2 separate regions of the Homo sapiens genome follow, and region 2 is linked to region 1. A link is a loop called in an ENCODE intact Hi-C map of the cell type or tissue named here. Cell type or tissue: tibial artery. All regions are shown on one strand. Each heading gives the region's core, and the rest is flanking DNA. Links, peaks and the distances in the headings are about the cores only.

What was found. Hi-C counts contacts between places; a loop is a spot of excess contacts. Peaks named below come from ENCODE experiments on the same cell type or tissue, not always from the same donor. Only the 100,000 strongest peaks of a DNase experiment are listed, where the experiment ranks them.
Region 2: a loop joins it to region 1, with 4 times the contacts of the local background. A loop is called at or near these places in 11 of 110 quality-filtered maps.

Annotation. Positions count from the first base shown.
Region 1 is chr16:4,705,935-4,708,838 of GRCh38, forward strand. The region is part of intron 7 of ANKS3 (ankyrin repeat and sterile alpha motif domain containing 3); the gene reads right to left. Among named protein-coding and RNA genes, the nearest start is that of NUDT16L1, 14 kb to the left of the region's middle. In tibial artery, for the core only: no CTCF peak of the experiment used is centred there; no DNase peak of the experiment used is centred there.
Region 2 is chr16:4,795,825-4,798,675 of GRCh38, forward strand. SMIM22 (small integral membrane protein 22) reads left to right here. Exons shown (of 4, transcript NM_001253794.2): 2 at 1-34; 3 at 124-224; 4 at 366-667. The coding sequence ends at 407. It overlaps ROGDI (rogdi atypical leucine zipper), which reads right to left. Exons shown (of 11, transcript NM_024589.3): 7 at 2,745-2,843; 8 at 2,247-2,360; 9 at 2,114-2,163; 10 at 1,890-2,016; 11 at 1,144-1,677. The coding sequence ends at 1,636. Among named protein-coding and RNA genes, the nearest start is that of SMIM22, 1.9 kb to the left of the region's middle. In tibial artery, for the core only: no CTCF peak of the experiment used is centred there; no DNase peak of the experiment used is centred there.

The sequences.
Region 1 (2,904 bases), core at 298-2,797:
TTTTCTTTTGAGAAGGAGTTTTGCTCTTGCTGCCCAGGCTGGAACTTCCGCCTCCTGGGTTCAAGCAATTCTCCTATCTCAGCCTCCCGAGTAGTTGGGAATTATAGGCAGATGCCACCATACCCAGCTAATTTTTATATTTTAGTAGAGATGGGGTTTCATCATATTAGGCTGGTCTTGAACTCCTGACCTCAGGTGATCCACCCACCTCAGCCTCGCAAAGTGCTGGGATTATAGGCACGTTACCACTGTGCCCGGCTGGAAACAACTTATTAAGCAATTCTGTATTTTCTTTTTTTTTTCTTTATTTTTTTGAGACGGAGTCTTGCTCTGTCACCCAGGCAGGAGTGCAATGGTGCGATCACGGCTCACTGCAAGCTCCACCTCCTGGGTTCACGCCACTCTCCTGCCTCAGGCTCCCAAGTAGCTGGGACTACAGGCACCCGGCCACCATGCCCAGCTAATCTTGTTTTTGTATTTTTAGTAGAGACGGGGTTTCACCATGTTGGCCAGGCTGGTCTCGATCTCCTGACCTTGTGATCCGCCCACCTTGGCCTCCCACAAAGTGCTGGCATCACAGGAGTGAGCCACAGCGCCCAGCCACAATTTTGTATTTTCTAAAGCATGGCATGTGTTTGCTATGATTATAAACTGTTTCAAATCACTTCCCAGTCTGAGCTTTCAGAGCTCAAACCAGAGCTTTTATTATTTTGTAGCTTTTCAGTTTTTCATATTTGATTTGTATAAGGCTCTGATCTGATTCTACTTTTAAGAGATACGTGAGTTGTATACAGGAGGAAATGATGAGATCTCCTTGTGGAGTGGGTAAGCTGGGGCAGAAATGAAGGGAAAGGTCCTTTGCATTACCACCTGAGCTGTGTTTATTATGAAACAATCCCAATGCCAGGGAAGAGGCTGGGCTGAGCCTGACACTGAGAAAGGAGCTGCTCGCTCAGGTGCAAACTGACAGGACAACTCAGGGCAGGCCAGCAAAGAGGGAGAGCTCAGGCCCTGAACGTGGGCCACTCTGTCCTTCCCCATGACGAGGCTCAAGCTCTGGCGACTGAGCTAGCCATATGGACACACACCTCCTCACACTCAAAGATCTATAGCACTCCAGGGAGACTGTGCTTCCATCCAAGCTGAAGGGGAGGGAGCTGTAAGACAAATGCAAAGAGGCAGCAATAAGCAAGGGAACGGCAGCTGCGTGAATCTCAGCACCCAACACACCCTCAGAGCAGCTTAAAAAGAACAGGCAGATGGAAACCACAAAAGAGCCAGGGCTGCAATCCTGCTATCAACGTGGAATTCAGGGCAAAACACATTAAATATGACACGGAAGGACACTTTTTTTTTTTTTTTTTTGAAACAGAGTTTCACTCCGTCACCTAGGCTGGAGTGCAGTGGCACAATCTCGGCTCATTGTAACCTCCGCCTCCCGGGTTCAAGTGATTCTCCTGCCTCAGCCTCCCGAGTAGCTGGGATTGTAAGTATGTGCCACCATGCCTGGCTAATTTGTGTATTTTGAGTAGAGACAAGGTTTCACCATGTAGGCTGGACTGGTCTCGAACTCCTGACCTCAGGGGATCTGCCCGCCTTGGCCTCCCAAAGTGCTCGGATTACAGGTATGGGCCATGCCCAGCCAGAAGGACACTTCTAATACTAAAAGCCATAATTCACAGTGAATCTATAACAAGTTATGAAAATCTGTCACCAAAAAATGCACCAACTTCCTTCATAAATCAGAAACACGCTAATAGGTAATTTTGTAGAAAATGAACTAAGAGTACATAATCCTAAATAAGATAGACTCACAGATATGCTAAACTGTATACAGATAATAGAGAATACAACTTCTCAAGCAAAACACGGAACACTAAAAAATATTGATCAGGGCCGGGCGCGGTGGCTCACGCCTGTAATCCCAGCACTTTGGGAGGCCGAGGTGGGCGGATCACTTGAGGTCAGGACTTCAAGACCAACCTGGCCAACATGGTGAAACCCTGTCCCTACTAAAAATACAAAAAAAAATGAGCCAGGCGTGGTGGCAGATGCCTGGAATCCCAACTACTCGGGAGGCTGAGGCAGGAGAGTCGCTTGAACCTGGGAGGCAGAGGTTGCAGTGAGTCAAGATCGCACTTGGGCACTCCAGCCTGGGTGACAGAGTGAGACTACATCTGAAAAAAATATATATATATATAGATAGATCAGTAGATGATAAATAAGATGACAAGGAAGTTATGTAAATGTAAGAATTATAAACACTCTCTGATCAGACACATTAAAGTTAATCAGAATAACATGAGAAATTAATTGCAAGATCAAAAAGGCCCTTCCATCTAGAAATTAACAAACAAAAACAATCATAATACTTCTATTAGACAACTCCTGGGTGAAGGAGAAAATATAAATAAAAATTACAGAATTTCTAAAAATAACAAGGAAAGTATTAAATACAGAACCCCCAGAATACACTTAAAGCAGCAATCAGCAAAAATTCACAGCCTCTAACATTTAGCAACAAAAGGGCAACAATGAAAATGAAAGAAGTTTCCAACTCAAAAAACTAGAACAACAAAGTAAGCCAAATAAAAATAAAAGCAGAAATTAAACAGACAATCAGTAGGTCTCATTAATAAATCAAAATCCGATGGGTTTTTCTTGTTTTTCCACTAAACAGACAAAGTACTAGTATTTAACTTAAGAAAAAAAGGAAGAGGCTGCGCACGGTGGCTCACACCTGTAATTCTAGCAGTTTGGGAGGCCGAGGTGGGCAGATCACGAGGTGAGGAGATCGAGACCATCCTGGCTAACACAGTGAAACCCTGTCTCTACTAAAAATACAAAAAAAAAATTAGCCAGGTGTGGTGGTGGGCACCCTGTAGTCCCAGCTACTCAAAAGGC
Region 2 (2,851 bases), core at 352-2,851, 90 kb after region 1:
ACTGTTGCCTTCATTGTTTTCCTCACCTTCATGGGTAAGTGTGGCTGTGGCCTCTGGGTCCTCCCAGCCCCCTGCCCTGGGCTCCAGGTTGGGGCCACACCTGGACGCCTGTCCTGTCCCCAGGCACCGTGCTGCTCCTGCTGCTGCTGGTCGTCGCCCACTGCTGCTGCTGCAGCTCCCCCGGGCCCCGCAGGGAAAGCCCCAGGAAGGTGAGCCCCTGGAAGGTGAGCCCTGCCGGCCTCTGGGACCTGCACGGAACTGTACTGGGGGTGGAGGCGGAAGGTGAGGGGAGTGGCGGGAAGGGTGCTCATCCCCCTAGGGAACAACGAGCGAACCTGCTTGGTCCCGCTGTGCTTCTCGTGCAGGAAAGACCCAAGGGAGTGGATAACTTGGCCCTGGAACCCTGACCCTGTGTCTCCTGCCCGGTGGCAGTAACAAAGCCTTCTGTCTGCCCAGAGCCTGAGTCTGCAGTGTCTTCCAGTCCCCGTCTGGGTGGGTGACGCGGGACTCGCCGCCCCACTCAGGTGGCCACCTGGCCTCTCCAAGCCTTCAGTCAGCACGACTGTGCCAGGTCATCCTCAGTCACCTAGCTGGGAGGGGAGCTGGTCTCAGGCCGGGCGCGGTGGCTCACACCTATAATCCCAGCACTTTGGGAGGCCGAGGTGGGCGGATCACGAGGTCAGGAGATCGAGAACATCCTGGTTAACGTGGTGAATCCCCGTCTCTACTAAAAATACAAAAAATTAGCCGGGCGTGGTGGCGGGCACCTGTAGTCCCAGCTACTCGGGAGGCTGAGGCAGGAGAATCACTTGAACCCGGGAGGCGGAGCCTGCAGTGAGCCGAGATCGCGCCACTGCACTCCAGCTTGGGCGATAGAGCGAGACTCCGTCTCAAAAAAAAAAAAAAAGACTCGGTGGCCCAAAGTCCCAGGTAGAGCTCTTGTCGCCACCCCATGGGCTTCTTGGCAGCCCGAGGGTCCCCTCTCGACAGTAGGTTCTGTGCCCTGCCCTGGCATGGCACAGGGAACGCGGAAGCCAGGCTCCGGGAATAGGGGAGACGGCTGGCTCCTGAAGCTCATGGCCACTGACTACCAGAGACCCCCTGCCTGGGTTCCCACTCAGACAGACAGACAGGGGCTCCAGGTGGAGTCTGATGATCTTTATTTCTTAGACAGCCCTGGACTGGGGCTATGAAACACAGTCACCAGCACTATACTCACTCCTAGGGTGGCTCTGTCTGTGGCGTTCCTCACCATCCCCGGGACTCATAGCTCAGTGCCACCCCCCGACACCATGCCCTCCAGGGGGAGGGGACAGCGAAGGGGAGAGGAGGGAGAGCCCTGCGCCTGGCCCTGTCCTGAGTCCAAAGATTCCCATGGTGATCAGAGGGCGGTGTTGGGAATGTGGGACACCCTTGGCCCCGCCTCCCTGACCTCCCCACTACCCCACCAAACCAGCCTTCCTTCCTCCTGGCACTTCCAGTGTCCATTCCCGGCAGTGCAAATGTGTTAGGTGGGGTAGGGGGTGGGATAGGGAGATAAATAGCAGCCTGGCGTTGGCACTGGCTGGTGCTCTGTGGTGGGTATGAGTAGGGGACGGGGCCGCCTTCCTGGAGACAAGCTCCTGGGTGCTGTGATCAGAAGGGTCTGTAGCTCCAGTAGCTGGAGAACACGGAGATCTGCAAGGGGAGAGGGTGCTGTAGGTTGCTGAAGGGGGATGGGGTAGCCCAGGGGAGATGTCAAGGTCACCCAAGGACAATATGTCAGGACAGGGCATTGCTGCCTCGCAGTGCTGTGGGGTACACCAGACCCCAAGGTTGGGGCGCTCTGAGGGTGTGGCAAGGACCCTTAGAAGTCCTTCCCCTAATGAAGGCGCTCGGCCCGGGCCCACCTTGTCCTTGAGCTGCTGGCAGAGCTGCAGGGAGACGGTGAAGTAGACCAGGGCGTCGTTGAGCCAGGGGATCACGCACTCCACTTTGTGCACGTGGCTCACCTCCAGGCGCTGAGAGCCCCACTCGCTGTGGGCAGTGAGAGGGTCCCTGAGGAGGGTCCCGGCCCTCCAGGTGTGGAGGGATGGGGTGGGCGTGCCTGGACCCCCCGCCCCTGCCTACTTACAACATGGCCCCAGGGCTATGCAGCACCGCGCCCCCAGCTGGGCGGAAGTTCTAGGGAGAACAGCACCAGACCCGTCAGGCCTTGCAGGGCGTGTGCATGGCGGGCAGTGGGCCGGGCAGGGGTCCCTCCTCACCTTGGTGGAGTTGGGCTGCAGGGCATGCAGCTGGTACACCGTGAGGCAGAGCTTGTTGAGGTTGATGTAGACGTTGACCAGCAGGTCGGACGGCAGGGCAGGGGCGAACATCCGCTGCGGGAGGCAGGTGGGATGAGGCCCTCGCAAGCCCCCAGCCCAGGCTGGATGGAGCGGGGCTCTGCAGTCACTCATGGAGTCTGCAGGGGATCCCAGTCCCCACCCCAGAGATGCTCTTCTCATCAATGGGGGCTTCCAGACTTTTCCCAGGTGCCCCAAGTATCTCCTGTGCTGTCAGGTTTGGGAACCACTAACCCGAAACAGGGTTAACGTATTTTAGGGGCACAGGACGGAAGCCAAGGACCCCATCCCAGAAACCTGCCTAGACAGAATATTCCACCTATAATCTGGGAGTGGCACCCCTCCGCGTCCATCCTGAGGGCAAGCTGGGACCCACTGTGGGACCCCTCTCCTGCAGCAGGGGCTGGCAGGGGCACTGACCGTGAGGCCGCTGGCGGCGATCTCGGGGAGGGTGAGGGTGGCGGGGGTGGTGAGCCGGTTTCGGGCTCTGGTCAGCTGCAGCATCACTGCGTCCATCAGCTGCAGGG